2 separate regions of the Homo sapiens genome follow, and region 2 is linked to region 1. The links are chromatin loops, found by intact Hi-C in ENCODE. Cell type or tissue: mammary epithelial cell. All regions are shown on one strand. Links, peaks and the distances in the headings refer to the core of each region. The heading gives the core; the rest is flanking DNA.

The links. Peaks named below come from ENCODE experiments on the same cell type or tissue, not always from the same donor. Only the 100,000 strongest peaks of a DNase experiment are listed, where the experiment ranks them.
Region 2: it touches region 1 in a loop (9-fold over the local background); 4 of 110 quality-filtered maps call a loop at or near these places.

The regions. Positions count from the first base shown.
Region 1 is chr14:32,378,404-32,386,744 of GRCh38, reverse strand. The region is part of intron 1 of AKAP6 (A-kinase anchoring protein 6); the gene reads right to left. Among named protein-coding and RNA genes, the nearest start is that of AKAP6, 53 kb to the right of the region's middle. In mammary epithelial cell, for the core only: a CTCF peak has its summit at 3,833; a DNase peak (open chromatin) is centred at 4,674.
Region 2 is chr14:32,508,909-32,517,249 of GRCh38, reverse strand. The region is part of intron 2 of AKAP6 (A-kinase anchoring protein 6); the gene reads right to left. Among named protein-coding and RNA genes, the nearest start is that of AKAP6, 180 kb to the right of the region's middle. In mammary epithelial cell, for the core only: a CTCF peak has its summit at 3,486 (motif pointing right); a DNase peak (open chromatin) is centred at 7,179; H3K27ac peaks cover 2,242 bases.

The DNA.
Region 1 (8,341 bases), core at 146-8,145:
TAAGACCTGAAACTATAAAAATTCTAGAAGATAACATTAGAAAAACCCTTCTAGACATTGGCTTAGGCAAGGATTTCATGACCAAGAACCCAAAAGCAAATGCAATAAAAACAAAGATAAATAGCTGGGACTTAATTAAACTAAAGAGCTTTTGCATGGCAAAAGAAACAGTCAGCAGAGTAAACGAACAACCCAAGAATGGGAAAAAAATCTTCACAATCTGTACATCTGACTGTGGACTAATATCCAGAATCTACAATGAACTCTAACAAATCAGTAAGAAAAAAAGAAACAATCCTATTAAAAAGTGGGCTAAGGATACGAAGAGACAATTATCAAAAGCAGACATACAAATAGCCAACAAACATGAAAAAGTGCTCAACATCACTAATGATCAGGGAAATGCAAATCAAAACCACAATGCGTTACCACTTTACTCCTGCTAGAATGGCCATAATTTAAAAATAAAAAAATAATAGATGTTGGCATGGATGTGGTGAACAGGGAACACTTCTACACTGCTGGTGGGAATGTAAACTAGCACAACCACTCTGAAAAACAGTGTGGAGACTCCTTAAAGAACTAAAAGTAGAACTACCATTTGATCCAGCAATCCCACTACTGGGTATCTACCCAGAGGAAAAGAAGTCTTTATATGAAAATGATACTTTGCAGAAACGTGAAACCAACCCAAATAAAGAAACTGTGAGATGTAGATAGATAGATAGATATAGATATAGATACATATGATGAATATATGTATTATATATAATATATGAACTGTATATATGAATATATGTATAATATATAATATATGAACTATAATATATGACTACATGTACAATATATATGAACTGTGATATATATGATATATGTGTAAGATATATATCATATATATGATGAATACTATATATATCACCATATATAGGAATACGATATATCATATATGATATACATATATCTCATATATATATGATGAATACTACTCAGCCATAAAAAGGAATGAATTAATGGCATTCGTAGCAACCTGGATGAGATTGGAGGCTATAATTCTAAGTGAAGTAACTCAGGAATGGAAAACAAAACATTGTATGTTCTCACTCATAAGTGAGTGCAAAGCTATGACGATGCAAAGGCATAAGAATGACACAATGGACTTTGGGGACTCGGGGGAAAGGGTGGGAAGGGGGTGAGGGATAAAAGACTACAAATAGGGTGCAGTGTATACTGCTAGGGTGATGGGTGCAACAAAATCTCACAAATTACCACTAAAGAACTTACTCATGTATCCAAACACTACCTGTTCCCCAATAACCTGTGGAAATTAAAAAAAAAAAAAGAAATAAAAATAAAAAACAGAGACATTTAGTTGCAAATAAAAAATAACAATCTTAGTAAAAACAGAACTTCTGTTCAAACCAATGCCATCAAAAGATAAAGGGGAAGAATTCCTCTCCTTTTATGGCTATGGGACCTGAATTCTGGGGCTTCAAAGCTTGAATCAGAGTAAACATTTAAGTAAATGCTTCCAATCTGCATAATGGATGCGGCTTTTCTCTCTAAAAAAAATGTCTCTTACATCTACCCTTTTTTTTTTCAGAGTGTCATGAGGCAAGATGGAGTTTCTTATTGAAGGTGAAGGCCAAGCAAGACCAGCGACAGCATCATGACAGGTGAAGCACCAAAAAAGTAGTCTAGAGCTTTTTATCATTTCAAATTTGCTCCTTGCAGATCTCCCTAATGCCAAGCAGATCAAAGCATGGAATATTCATAAAACCCCATTAATTCCATCAGCACCCATTACCATAAGTTGAATCAATTTTTGCAACTGGAGCTTTCATTATAGGCATCATCCATATCCCTCCACCCACCCTAACAGACCCCATTTTAATCTCTCCCCACCCCTGCATATATGAGCACAAAATGTTTTCAGAATTTACGTACACTTCACACCTTGCCAGTGACAATCATGCCCCCTAAAACCAAAACAAGTAACAATAATGTGGACTTTGTTCTTTTCAGGGAGCTCATTGAAGGGTGGAGCTGAACCCCCACAAAGCAGGATAAACCAGTTCCTATTAAACCAATGCATCAGAGACACTGAAATAACACAAGTAAACACCAGCCTGAGGCTAGGAAACTGAGGTTCTGGTCTTAGCTCTGCCACGTATTAAACAAATCATTTCTCCTCTAAAACTCAAGAAATGGCATTGAGGTCCCCTCTGTTACCAAAATTCTATGATTCTATGACTTCTTGTAGGTAGCCATTATCAGCTATCCTTTGCTTCTCTCCTCCTCACATGACTAAGCAACAACAAAACATGTGACAACTTTAGAATTTCCCACATTTTAGCCCCCACTCCCTCATGAGAATTTTTCTAGTGGTCTTAAGATCATCCTGAATACTCTGCAGATTAGGGCAATGTAAGACACAGAATCTTTACCCTAGAGACTTTACCTATTGCTCCGGTATCACGAAAATTTACCGAGTAAAGAAAGAAAGCCCTCCTCCCATTATTCTAGCAAGAAGGGAACACACTGACCAAAGATTCATTCCTCTTGGGCCTATAGCCTCATTTCAACAGTTAAGGGATTTTGCGCCATCATAGCATTTACCAAACGTAAGCCTTTAGTTAGCAGAGTGCTAACTCTTAATCAGGTGCTCCTAATTCCAGCACTGTACATCACATTACTGGTGGCTGTTTGTGCGTCATGAACCAGTCCATTAACAGCCTACCCTTGGTCACTTACATGCACAATGGCAAAAGCAGAGAACACTGGAGTGTTCATCAGAACTTTAAGTTCTCAAGGCAGCAGATATGGTCAAAGATGCTCACTTTGAAATCCATTAGCAAAGTGCCGCATGAGAGATTGATACTTGGCCTCTCAGTAATGCTGTTTTCCTCTAGGATTGGAACAGATGATGACCGTTTCTTGAGTTAAGCAAAAGTTGGCTTGCACTCAGGAGCCATGTTTAAACACCAGAATTACCTTGAGTTCAGGGAGATGCTCCCACAAGGAGAGGCCCAAGAAAACTGAGATCAACCAAGGAAAAGCAAATGTATGCTCCCCATCCCCAGGGAGCTCCCAGAGCAGGCCTGGGCTTATTGAGTAAATTGATATGCAGAATTACTCATGATATTTAAATTTCTTTCCAAATGCTCCCAGTTGAATTTATATATGTTACATCACATGATGTAACTCCACTGTAATGTCACTAAGGCAAGCATACTGAATTTTCTGGGATGGGCCAAATTCAGATATTTTGTCTCAGCCTCAGAGTATGTGACACGTTACAGGTTTCAGAGACTGCAGTCATTCTAGAAAATAATACAGTTCTTTGAAAGATAATTCACCCACTTTTTCAGACTAGATTAGGAAATGACATGGTACAGTCATGACAGGTACAGTCCTGTCTTGTTTTCTATTAAAAAGCCTTGATCTATTACTGTGGCAAGTATATGATATACTATTTTTGACAAACAGTTAAATAAAAGATATTCTTTTAAAGTTATTTTAACACAATTCTTCTTTTACACAACTAAATATTTTGCTTATATTTTGAAGTAGTTTCATCTTCAGCTTCTCTCATTACTTTTCACTGGGACAGAAACACACACACACACACACACACACACACACACACACACACACACATAAAATCTGCCCTCCTGATTAGAACCTCAAAATTCTATCTCTAATTCTAGAATGAAGCATAATCTTTCTGAAGCAGTAATTTTTTTAAACCAGGGGTTGTAGGGCTCTGGTGATATAGGAATTTTGAAGCTAGTGTCCAGAGGGTAAGGCTGGTGGAGATACCAATGGTGTGCAGGTGGTGGCAGCAGCACTCTTTGCGGGCCCACTCTCCTCAGCCCAGCTGCTACCACATCTCTCCTATTCCAGGCAACCACATCCAAATCACTGCATCCTTCCCCTGTACCACAGTTTACTCCTATTGGTACAGTTTCTTTCCCATGAAAAACAAAGCTGGTATACACTTCCACACTCCCCATCTACCACAGGCAGTAAAACCCAGCAAGCATCTCTCAAGAATTTTCTCTGGACATGCCACTGTAACTGGCACTTGAATCCTGCCAATTTTTCATTCTGAGATGAAAAGATGAAAAGCATAAGGACATCATGTCACTGGGCACAAAGCACTCAACAAATTTTCTAAATTGAAGTATCTGCCAATGATAGCTAACATTTATTGAGCACTTACAATGTGCTGGGCATTCTACTAAACATTTTCATGAAGTAGCTCACTTAATCCTTATTATAACCCTATGCAGTAGAAATCATTATTATCTTCAAATGATAGACAAGGAAACTAAGCCTCAAAGACAGTGTGCAACCCGCCCAGCGCTCACACAGTGAGAACATGGTGGGACCAGGACTTGAACCTGTGATGTCCCACTCTGATGCTGGTACAGAAATGTCCTCAATTCAGAGGCTCCCTCTGAAATCTTACTCTCAGACAGAGGGGTAGGCTCCAAGCAGAATTCCAGAGACAAATTCCCAGCAGATGGCTTAACTGATGAGAGGACCAAAAAGCACTAGTATCAGCAGAGAAGTGAAGGAATGGAAACAGCAGCAAAAAGAAAAGACAGAAAGGGAAACCAATGTTTGCTAAGGACCTGCTAGGTGACTCACAATCTTGTAAGGTATTACTAATCCCCTTTTCACAGATAAGATTACTGAGGCCCAGAAAGTTAAGTAACACACCAAAGGTAAGATAAGTCAGGACTCCACCAAACTGGAAATGAACAGGCCGAAATTTTCATTCATCTAGGAAAAGAGAGGGAAGAGACGAGATCATACAGTGAGTAGTACTTTGGACCTGAGGCAGGTGAGGGTTTGAGGATGGAGGTGAGGAGAGACACTGGTTAAAAACCAAAGGAAGAATGTGAGGAGCCTTGGGTACACAAGTCATTAGAGGAGGGTTTGGGGCCAGATGAGGTAAGTTAGAAGAAAAGGAGGGACAATGAAGCAGAGAACTAAAATAGAAGGTTTATGGAGGAATAGGGGTAACTAAAGGAATGGCCAAAAAAGCAGAAGATGTTGATCTCTTCCTCCTCTTCTCTTCCTCCCATTCTTTCTCTCTAATGTAAACTTCACTGTCTCCTAGTTCCCCCACTGCTCTACCTCCAGATCTTAGTCTTATTTTTCTTTTCCTTTCCTTTAATGGCCCAAACAGTGGAACCAAAGTATACTTTTACTTTATATGTTGATTGAATAAAGTCATATGCTCTCAGTTAGTTTTTAAATTAACTCAAAAGATAGTTTTCTATCTCTACCACTACCCAGAAACTTCACTGAAACTAGAACCAAGTTTCTCTTCATAAGTAAATATGAATATCTCCATAAATATCATAAGAAGACCTTACTGATTTTTTTTTTTATTTGAGATGGGGTCTCACTCTGTCACCCAGGCTGGAGTGTGGAGGTGCAATCTTGGCTCACTGCAACTTCTGCCTCCCAGGTTCAAGCACTTCTCCTGCCTTAGCCTCCCGAGTAGCTGGGATTACACGCGTGTGCCACCAGGCCCAGCTAAATTTTTTTGTACTTTTAGTAGAGACAGGGTTTCACCATGTTGCCCAGGCTGGTCTCGAACTCTTGGCCTCAAGTGATCTGCCCCCATCAGCCTCACAAAGTGCTAGGATTACAGGCATGAGCTACCATGCCCAGCCGATATTTTCTATTAATACGTATCTTTAAATTTGTCTTATTCCTACCATAGACTAGGTGCTCTGAGGGCATGTTTCTTCCACTGAATTGTAATTTTTAAAAATAGGACTTTGGAGATTTGTTTTATGTATAAGGCCTGCTAAAAACACTAAGGAAAAAAAAAACTCTTTTGTAAGAGGGTCTTAAGTGAAATATTCACTGAAATCTGAGAAATCTTGAGAAGTCGAAGTTCTAAAGCAGATGGTTGCTCTCTATAACTGACTACAAGTGGTTTTAATGGTAGCGAGTTGCTTTTCTCACGTGACAGGACTCTAGCAGCAAATAATTCTGGAGGTGGTACAGAGGCTTGGGGAAATCAATAAGGACCAGCACTTTCTATCCTTCTGTGTGTTGGGATTGCTTTCCCTTATGAGAGGCAGAAATTTTATAGCTTTTCTGTCTATATGCCTCTTGAAGGAAGAATCTGTTTTAAAATATTTTACTAATGTCTGAACCACCGACTTTGATAACATAAAACACAACTTCAAGCCCAAATGTAAGTAGAAAAGACCTTTCAAAATCTTCATTCATTTATTCAGTCACTCACCAAACATTTGCTAGTTTGTACCTGATCTGAGGTAGGCACTGGCAGGGAGAGTGAGAGATAAATAAACTATAAAATGTTGTCTCTAGGAGCTTTCATTCTGGTGCAAGAGACACATAAAAACAATTTACCACAGGTCGCTCGATCATGTACTACAAGTAAGGAAAGAACGGGGGGCCGGTGGGAACTCAGAAAAGGGGAAGTTACTGCCTGAAGACACTAGGGAAGCCTTCATAGAAAGGATAATCCCTCTAGTCTTGAAGGATACACAGACATTTGCCAAGTGCATTTTCAATGCCAGGAGCAATAGGCTCACAGGATAGAAAAGGAGCTAGAGATTCAAATCAGATAGTAAAAGTCTTTAGATGCTCAGCAGAGACAAATGGGTTTCTTCAGTCTGAGAATGACATGGAGAGCTTCAAATGTGAAGAAGAAAATTTGCAACATTGTAAAGACAAATTTATATAAGGAAGTAGCCAGAGAGAAGGCAGCTGTGGTCATCTCCAAGATGTGATAAGTGACTAGATGAGACAGAGACAGAGAGGAGTAGAAAAGATGGGCTGATTGTGAATTTCTAAGGCAGATGTGACAGGGTTTGATACACGATTAGAGGTGGAGTGATAGGGAGGAGACATTGTCAATGGCAATTCACAGATTATCAGGCTAGATGGAAGCTAGATGGAAGGTGATATCATACCTAGAGACTAAAAATAATGTTCTTGACAGGAGTTGCTGAGCTCAGTTCTAAAGTGTTGAGTTTGAGGTTCTGAGAGGCATCCAGGTCAAGATCCAGTCAGAGATACGGAGCTCAAGCCTATGACCAAAGTCTACATACCAAACAATGATGGAGACACCCTCTCATAGGAGGGGCTGACATCATTAAAGAGGATCAAAGGGGAAAGGAAAAGAAGCAGGAAGCCCAAGGAGAGGAGGGACAGGAAGTGAGGAGCAGAATGAGATATGGGGAGAGAAAAAGGAAATGAGAGAAGAAACAGTCTTTATACTTTACTCTGATGTAAAAGTATACATCTATCTCAGGCTTCCTGGCTCTTCCTCAGGCAACTCTGTGTAAAATAAGACAGCAGAATAGAAACAGAGAACCTGTATTACAGAGGACGGTTGACAGCAGCAAAGAAGACACAGGAAAAATGAAAATAGCTTTCTACCTTGCTCCAAAGTATTTAATGAGATTTTCTTTAAAAAACTAAGTAGTCTGAAGTAATTTCATACTGAAGAAAATAATCTTACACTCATGGCTGGGCGCAGTGGCTCACACCTGTAATCTCAGCACTTTGGGAGGCCAAGGGGGCGGATCACCTGAGGTCAGGAGTTTGAGACCAGCCTGGCCAACATGGTGAAACCCTGTCTCTACTAAAAATACAAAAAAAGTAGCCAGGCGTGGTGGTGCATGCCCGTAATCCCAGCAACTCCAGAGGCTGAGGCAGGAGAATCGCTTGAACCCAGGAGGCGGAGGTTGCAGTGAACCAAGACCGCACCACTGCACTCTAGCCTGGGTGACAAGAGTGAAATTCGGTCTCAAAAAAAAAAAAAAAAAAGGAAGAAAGACAGAAAAGAATCCTACACTCTTCAATTGTCCTTAAAGAAATTGCTCATTGCTCTATTAGATAAGTATTAGTTTCAGTTATCCGGAAAATTCACATAGATGAGATGTCTGTGAGAGTGTCAAAATAAAAGTATTTCCATTTATAAGTATTATTTTTCCCCAGCTATTTGAAACAAAAAATACTATCCTAAAAAGCAGTTACTAGTTTTGGTCATCTTAATAGCTTTGTAACACTAGAAAATAAATCAAACCAGTTTGAAAGTCACTTTGGTGTGCAGCCTAATAGATCATGCACATGAGGACAATCAATAAATATTATTTCCTGTTATGATTAGGCTGGTCCCTCTTCCCCAGCAGGTACCCAGTCCTCAGCCACTTTCCTCTCTTCCAGAAATGAGCTCCCACTGACTTCAAAGGAAGCTTTAAAAATGGATTAAAGCAAAGATCATATATGGACTTCAAAGGGAGCTCTGAACACACATAAGATATTTCATGGGGGAAGGGAT
Region 2 (8,341 bases), core at 320-8,319, 130 kb before region 1:
GATGCTTCCCTTTATCAACTATTTGCTCATACAGGTAAAATTCATAAAGGAAAGTTAAGATAAATATTTGATTCTTTAATTTTCTTTAGCTAGTTTTCGAGGAAATGAATTGATTCTGTCATATTCAGAAGGTAACCAACTGGTCGTCTTACTTGATATCATTGCATACTCATGGATTTAAACATATATGATCCACTTTTGATTCACTGCAGTTCTAACCTTATTGAGAGTTGCCCATCTTTGGCCAGTGGGATCTCCTTCAATCTAGCTTCAAGTTGACTATTCTGTAATAGTAATCTTTGATAGCTTCTTTGCTCATCTTGTATGTGATGTAAAATCAGATATTTTTCTAAGAAGGCTTGGTTTCCTTTAATGGGAAAAGATTTTTCAGACCACCATCAAGGCAATAGGGCTGTTCATTACTACTGAATTGGTCACTGTGTCTAGGCTTTTTTCATTAATAGAGCTAGGAAAAACATGTATTGAAAAATAAAACACCTATGAGTTCACAATTGATATATCCAATTCAAATTCAGGAATACAGGGTTTTTACCTAATATCTTCTATAGTATATCCGTATTTCCTTTCTTCCACCCCAAAAATTTGTGGTAATAGAATTAGAAGATCTCATACTTACTTTTCGTTTTATTTCACATTACATATACGATAGTTTCAGAATAGCAATACTATCTTAATACTACTACTAGTACTGGTACTGAAGCGAAAGACTAGGACAGGTATTTATAAGAAACCTGATCAAGGTGCCTTTTTTCAGCACAGAAGAGAGGAGTTTCACCTCTGATTTGTCTTTATCTGGTCTTTGAGAGCAAACAACTTATATCCTAGTCTCACTGTTCACCACAGTTCATATTATACAGTTTTAAAAATTGGGAATTTATAAGTTCCTTTACCATCTTCAAGGTCCATCCAGAAGGAAAAAAAGGCTCAATAAAAATATGACAAAAACACGTGATCATTAATTCTCCTCCAAAGAGGGAAAAGCCCTTTGGTTTTAGAAGGCATACCCTGAGAGGCTTTCTGCCTCAGCAAACCTTCTAGTCTTTGCAGATCATCACAGAATACGCAAAAAGGACAAAAATCACTGAAGATAGTCATCAATGATATACCAAAGAAACTCAACTCTAATGCTAGGTATGCCAGGTGAAGCACTCTTTTGTTTTTCTTTCCAATGTAACTACTGTAGGTCACAGGGTTATGAAGATGGGTCTTCTCTTCAAGCAACAGACTGTAAGCATCTCTTCATTCACCATCTCACATGGCAAAAATTATGCAATTTATATATTTGCTTTGTTTGTTCAGTGGTGTATAGGTCATTTCTGTCTATGTCTCTTTGCCTTAGGAAATTCTTGTAGGGCAAGCACTTTGTCTATTTTGCTTCACAGAGTTTAGTACCACATGTAAATGAAGTCTTAATACATACTGATGTTACCGATATTGAATTCACAAACCATGAAACGAAAGCTTCAAGATGATCATGAAAAGAATATATGAAGCAAAAAATGTATCTAGATCACTTTGCATCACGCTAGGCATCAGAGAGTCTGAATTCTTGGCCCCTGTGTGTATTGGTTATCTGTATCCCCATAGATTGCTGAGCCTCAGTTTCCTCATCTATAAAGACAGTGCTAGATGGGTGACCTGTACTCTCAAGCCCAAAGATTTTCTTTTGTTTTCTTTCTCTTTTATTTTGTGTACTCCACCCATAAGACAGCCCAAGCTTTAGTTACCCAGAAGTTTTTACATATCTCTGAAAAACCTTGTAAAATTACTGTTATTTCTTCCAAGTAGTAGAACGAGTACTAAGTGAGAATCAGAAGACTTGAGTTCCAGTCCTAGGTACATTGAAAGGTATCTCTCTGATATAGTTTTGCTGTGTCCCCAACCAAAATTCACCTTGAATTGTAATAATCCCCATGTGTCAAAGGTGGGGCCGGGTGGAGATCATTGAATCATGGGGGCAGTTTCCCCCACACCGTTCTCTTGGTAGTGAATAAGTCTTATGAGATCTGATGGTTTTATAAATGGAAGTTCCCCTGCACAAGCTCTCTTGCCTGCCGCCATGCAAGACTTGCCTTTGTTTCTCCTTTGCCTTCTGCCATGATTGTGAGGCCTCCCAGCCATGTGGAACTGAGCCCATTAAACCTCTTTCCTTTATAAATTACCCAGTCTCAGGTATGTCTTTTTTTAGTAGCATGAGAACAGACTAATACATTCTAGGACTCCTGCAGGTCACCCTGCCACAGGCCCTGAAATAACAGTGCAGATCCATACCACCAAGCTGAGGAGGAAAGGTCTATGGTTCATTCAGAATGAAAGTTAAGACCCCCACCTTCACTCCAGGATTAATGTCCTGAGAGGCCCTTTTTGTTGTGTTTTCCTTAGTTGCTATGCTGGGTTCAGGCCATTACTCCTCCACCCTCCTACTTATCCTTTCCCAGGCAAGAGGTATACACAGATTCCTTTGAGTCTCATTTTCAACTCCCTATACCACCTGTTGCTTTTTCTTCATTACAGTCATTTAAGATTTTATCTTGTAAAGAATCTATCAATATCCATTAGCAGTTTAGATTTGTTTTATCTGATGTAAATTTCTAGTAACTCCATTGAAATTCTGGAGCGTTTCAAGGTATAAAGGATCTTACAGGTTAATTTACAAATGCTTTCTCCTGACCTATTCATTAGTACTTTTTCTACTGGGAGAAAGAAGTTAAGGAAATCAAAGTTCTATTTGGGATTTCATTGCTGACTCATTGTATGACCTTTGGCAGCTCTTTCTTAGATGTACTTTTTATCTATTTAGATCAGTAAGACCATGGCACAGCTTCTAAGGATGTGTTTCTATGCCTTCCTCCCCCACATAAATAAATATCCACAGCAACTGGCTTGACTGTTGATTTGTATTTAAACAACTACAGTATGTCTGTTGAGAGCTAATATTATAGACACAAGTTTTTAGGTCTCACATCTGAGAGTCCAGAACAGGAAATGAAGCCTCATAGGATCAAAGTCCTTTGGTTAAGGTTCTGAAAATTAGATAACAACAAATCCAGATTCTGAAGCCAGTATCATTCTTTCATATCGGGTAGATGGGAAGGCAAGCTGTCGATTAACCTTTGGAAAGCTCCATTACCTCCCATTGACCCAACAATTTTATTCACAGGATTCTTTTCTAAGGCAATAATGAATTTACCTACTGAAATGCTGTCAAATACTTGTTTATAATGGTGAAAAATTATAAAAAGAGAGATGAGTTTAACATGATGTGGTATTCCACATAATGAAAAAAAATGCACAGATGCTAAAAACATTGTAAAATATATTTAATCGCATCAGAAGATGTTCAAGGCATATTGTTACCAGAAAAGAAGTAAGTTATAAAAGAGTTCTATATAGAAAAAAAGTATAGCTATGTATACTAAAGTAAAAAATATGTCAAAGCTATTCATAGTATTTTCTCTAGGTGGCAGCATTACAAATGATTTTTATTGTACTGTTTATCTGTATGTTTAAAATTTTTCTCCACTAGAGATGTATTTCTTTTGTGAGAAATAAGAAAAAAAATAAAAAGTTAAACAACCAAGAGGTTAAGTCAGTTCCATGGCAAAACAACAGTCAGGGAATGCATGTCAAACTATGCACAAGAAGGATACAAAGTATAATATCAAAGCAGGCAACTGAATTATACCAAAGCAGCAGGATCCTCAGATTCCCAGCATTCTTTTTGTGTAAGCAGGGATCTCTCACTCCACAGTCACCCTCATTCTTTTAGGGCTCTATGTCAGGTGGCCAGGTAACATTAGCCAGGTATACAGATAAATAACATATCATTAATTCTGGTTACTAGGATTATTAACTGTGTTTGCTCTGATTGTTTTTTCCTTAAGTTTAGCAGAATTGAAATAAAGACATAGGTAAGGAAAATACACTTATTAATCTGAAATAAGAGTGGGAATGTGAACCTTACTCACTCCATCTCCTTTTTAATTTGATTGATTGCTTTGCCCTGGAGTATAGCTGAATAGATTACCAATCCTCTTCTACATTTTCATATAAACCCACAAGGGAGGAGATAGTTCTATGGACAGTTTCCATCACTTGACAAAGCAAGATCTTGTTTACCTCCTGGAGTGACCCCAACACCCTAAGATACAGAATCTTCCACTTTCAAGCCTTTGAGTAATTACTGGGGGAGTAAAGACATCTGAGAACTTAGTCCTCCCTTGGGGATAAACTTTGCATGACTAAAATTTCAGTCCTTCAAAATTCCTTAGGGTTTATTGCAACATATAATTTTTGCTAATTAGTTTATATAAACTTATGTTTACTTTCACTAACCCAAATAATTTGTACTGATAGATTTTCAATCTAGAACATTTTCTGGAAAATTTATTGCTGAGCATTAGAGCCTAAATTAAAACACAGAATCCAGCTTATGTCTGAGTTATGAAAATCTATTTTGGTATTTTGCCTGCTCCTTGCTTGACTGACTGTCCGTATTATAACTACTCTTCAGCAAGCCCTAGACATACAAAGCAAGACTAAAGTTATCGAATTCCAATACTGTGGTTTTAAATCCACCCTCATTGCCCTTTTCCAGAGGCCCCTCTGGGAAATAAACATGGATCAGAATAGCATATCTGACCACCAAGTACAGTAATCATTCATTATTAATGTCCCAATGTCACACCAAAATGGAGGATGAAGGGTTCATTCAAATAATCCTATAACATTGGCTAACATCCCTCAAAGCACTCAAAAGTGCTTCAGTTTTGAAATCAGTTGCCAGCTAAGAAACAAATTCAATTTCAATGCACTTTCTAAACCTCCAGATTAATTTCGTCTATAAAGTAATTTTTAAACTCATTGCTTACTTAGATTGACCATAAACTTAGTGAGAAAGAACTTTCTTCTCTCTGATTATACACACAGAATTCTACTCATATCAAACAACGAGTGGAGTTTCAGAAGGCAAACAAAAGGAAAAACAGAATCAAAAAATTAGCTCTGAGTAAATATAAATATCAACCAAACCTCAAGTCATTTCTTTCAACATTAATCAACATGATTAAAAAGCACCCCTCCACAGTACCCTAAATCTTATGCCCATCCCACCACTATTTAACTACAGACAGAAACCATCTTGTGAATGTCTAGTGAAAATCCAAATGTCTACAAGTAAATTAACAAGTAAAGTAAGTAATAAAATTAAAGAAACAAAATGAGGGACAACTGAGCTGGAGATACAGAAAATATGCATAAGACTATGTGAGAGATTTACAAGGATGGGACAACTTATATGATCTCTCTATGATTTATACTTTACCTGCTTCCAAAACAGAGGGGAGAAGGCAGGTGACTTACAAATAGTAAGGTACACTATTAAAGATAAAATTTTAAAACACAGGAAAGAGAAAGATGAACGAGACATTTAAAATGAGATTATTACTGCAATTCAGCACTCAGTTTAGCTCAGTGAAAAGAGGAAAAAATGTGTGGCCAAAAGTAGACGGCCGAACAAAAAGAACTGGTATGGGGAACTAAATATATAAAGGGGTTATCAATAGTTAATACAACCTGTAATCCTAGCACTTTGGGAGGCCGAGGTGGGTGGGTCACCTGAGGTCAGGAGTTCTAGACGAGCCTGGCCAACATGGTGAAACCCCATCTCTATTAAAAAATACAAAAATTAGCCAGGCGTGGTGGCACATACCTGTAGTCCCAGCTACTTTGGAGGCTGAGGCAGGAGAATTGCTTGAACCCAGGAGGTGGAGGTTGCAGTGAGCTGAGATCCACCACTGCACTCCAGCCAGCCTGGACCACAGAGTGAGACTCCGTCTCAAAAAAAAAAAAAAAAAACCAAGAAGGTAGCAGTAGATGATTTCTGTAAACAGAATGAATTAAAGAAAGACCTGAAACACTGAAACAAGAAAGATCTTGCCTCTTTGGAATTGCATGGCATCTTTGTGACACTAATCAGACTCTGGAAGACAGAGAAAGCTAGATGTACAGAGGTCTGGCCTGAAAAGAGCTGAACTCAATAATCAGAGAGAAAACACTGACAACAAGGAAATTCCTAAGGAAAATTTATTTCTGAAACTAGCAAAAAAATGGACCCTGCAATTAAACTTTGTCCGTGTTGCTTGTCCATTCACTTACACTGTATCAAGGATTTGTGCTCCAGGACTGCTCACACAAATGTCAACAATGTTCTAACACTCTAAACAGATGATAGAGGGTAAGTGTGGGATGATTTTGGTCAGAGGAACGTCTTCTCCTCCTTCTTCCTTCAGGTTGGTGCAAAGCTCAAGATCATCAGTGACCCCAAGGAGCCCTCGGTGTTATCACAGAATCCAAACAGTAAGGATTAGATTGGCCAGCATGACTCCAGAGATTTCACATAACTAGAGCTAACACGAAAAACTAAATGAATGCTTCCTTGAAATGAACAAATATTCTGTGATCATATGATGAGGGCCAAGAGGCCATCTTGAAGTTAGAAAAAGTAGTTAAGTACCAAATTATAATAGCATTTGTTCTCTATAGAAAGAATAGGTCTATCTTAGGTGGAAAACATTGGTACAGACACAGCTTAAGGTCTATAAGTAGGCTATATAAGTGGTAGAACAAAAGCTTAGAAAAACCATGTGAGCACAAAGTAAAAACAAGTATACAGAGAAATTGTATCAAAATATCTCCAGGGAATAAGATTGTAGGTAATTCTTCATATATATATATATACACATATATATATGTATATATATATATACACATATATATGTATATATATATACACATATATATATGTATATATATACATATATATACATATATATACACATATATATATACACATATATATACACATATATATATGTATCCATATGTTTACTTATATAATTTATTATAGGAACATGGAATACTTTTTAATAATTCGGTGGCTTTTTGCTTGCCTGTTTGTTCTTTGGCATATGCAAGATCTAGCATTTTAAAAATAGAAGGCAATGATGAGTGCATTATAGCAGAGAGACACTATTAGTAGTCATGGGAGAAGAGCTGGGCAGAGGGAGGAAAAAATAACACAAAGGCTTTTGTGTAAGAGCCCTGGAATCTGGTGCTAGCCAGTGCTAGATCCCCCTTTAAGCGCTCCGCCCACAAAGTAATACAGCCAAGTCCTTGCCCATCAACTGGCCTCAAAACTTCCTTTAAATGTAGCCAGAATACATTTTGTTTTTCAATCTGCATGAGGTCAGCTGCACGGTGAGGCAGCAGCTAGGGCTTATGGAATGACAGAGATTTCCGGGAGAGGCAGCTTCAACGGGAATGAAGGAGCGTCAAGTAACATACGGCAAACGTAAATAGACACCAAGGTTGGAATGACCGGACCCTTGAAAGGACTATAAACAGCCAGCAGAGTCCCAGCAGGACTCTATTTGCCTTGGAGCCAAACCAAATCTGGGAGTTCTGACCACGCTGGCTTCACCAAAGGGCAGACAGTGCCCTAATCTACCCTAAGAAGGAGACTGGTGTCCTGGAGCCACCTCCTATCTTGTGCAAGACCTGGACAAGACACAGGACAGAACAGTGTAATTTAAAAGAGTGCACCCACTCCAAATGTATGGTCAAGGAGAATTCATAAAACACACATACCACACAAATGGCCAATGGAAGGATTTTTTTAAACTTTTTTAAGAAATTATTTTGCCATAAAAATAATGTGAGTTCCTTACAAAAAAAAGTTAGAAAAGATAAGACAAAAAACTAATAACAGACTGTGTCCATCTTGTTTACCACTTATCCTTAAGAGCCCCAAACAATGCTTGGTACAAAGTAGGTACTCAATAAACAAGCCAAGGTGGGCAGATTGCCTGAGCTCAGGAGTTTAAGACCAGCCTGGACAACATGGCGAAACCCCGTCTCTACTAAAAATACAAAAAAAATTAGCCAGGCGTGGTAGTGTACACATGTAATCCCAGCTACTCAGGAGGCTGAGGTACGAGAATCGCTTGAACCCAGGAGCCAGAGGTTGCAGTGAGCCGAGATCGCGCCACTGCACTCCAGCCTTGGAGACAGAGCAAGACTCTCTCAAAAAAAAAAAAAAAAAAAAAAAAGAGGCAGGGCATGGTGGCTTACGCCTGTAATCTCAGCACTTTGGGAGGCCAAGGCAGGATCACAAGGTCAAGAGATCAAGACCATCCTGGCCAACATGGTGAAACTCCGTCTCTACTAAAAATACAAAATTAGCTGGGCATGGTGGTGCACGCCTATAGTCCCAGCTACCTGGGAAGCTGAGGCAGGAGAATCGCTGAACCCAGGAGGTGGA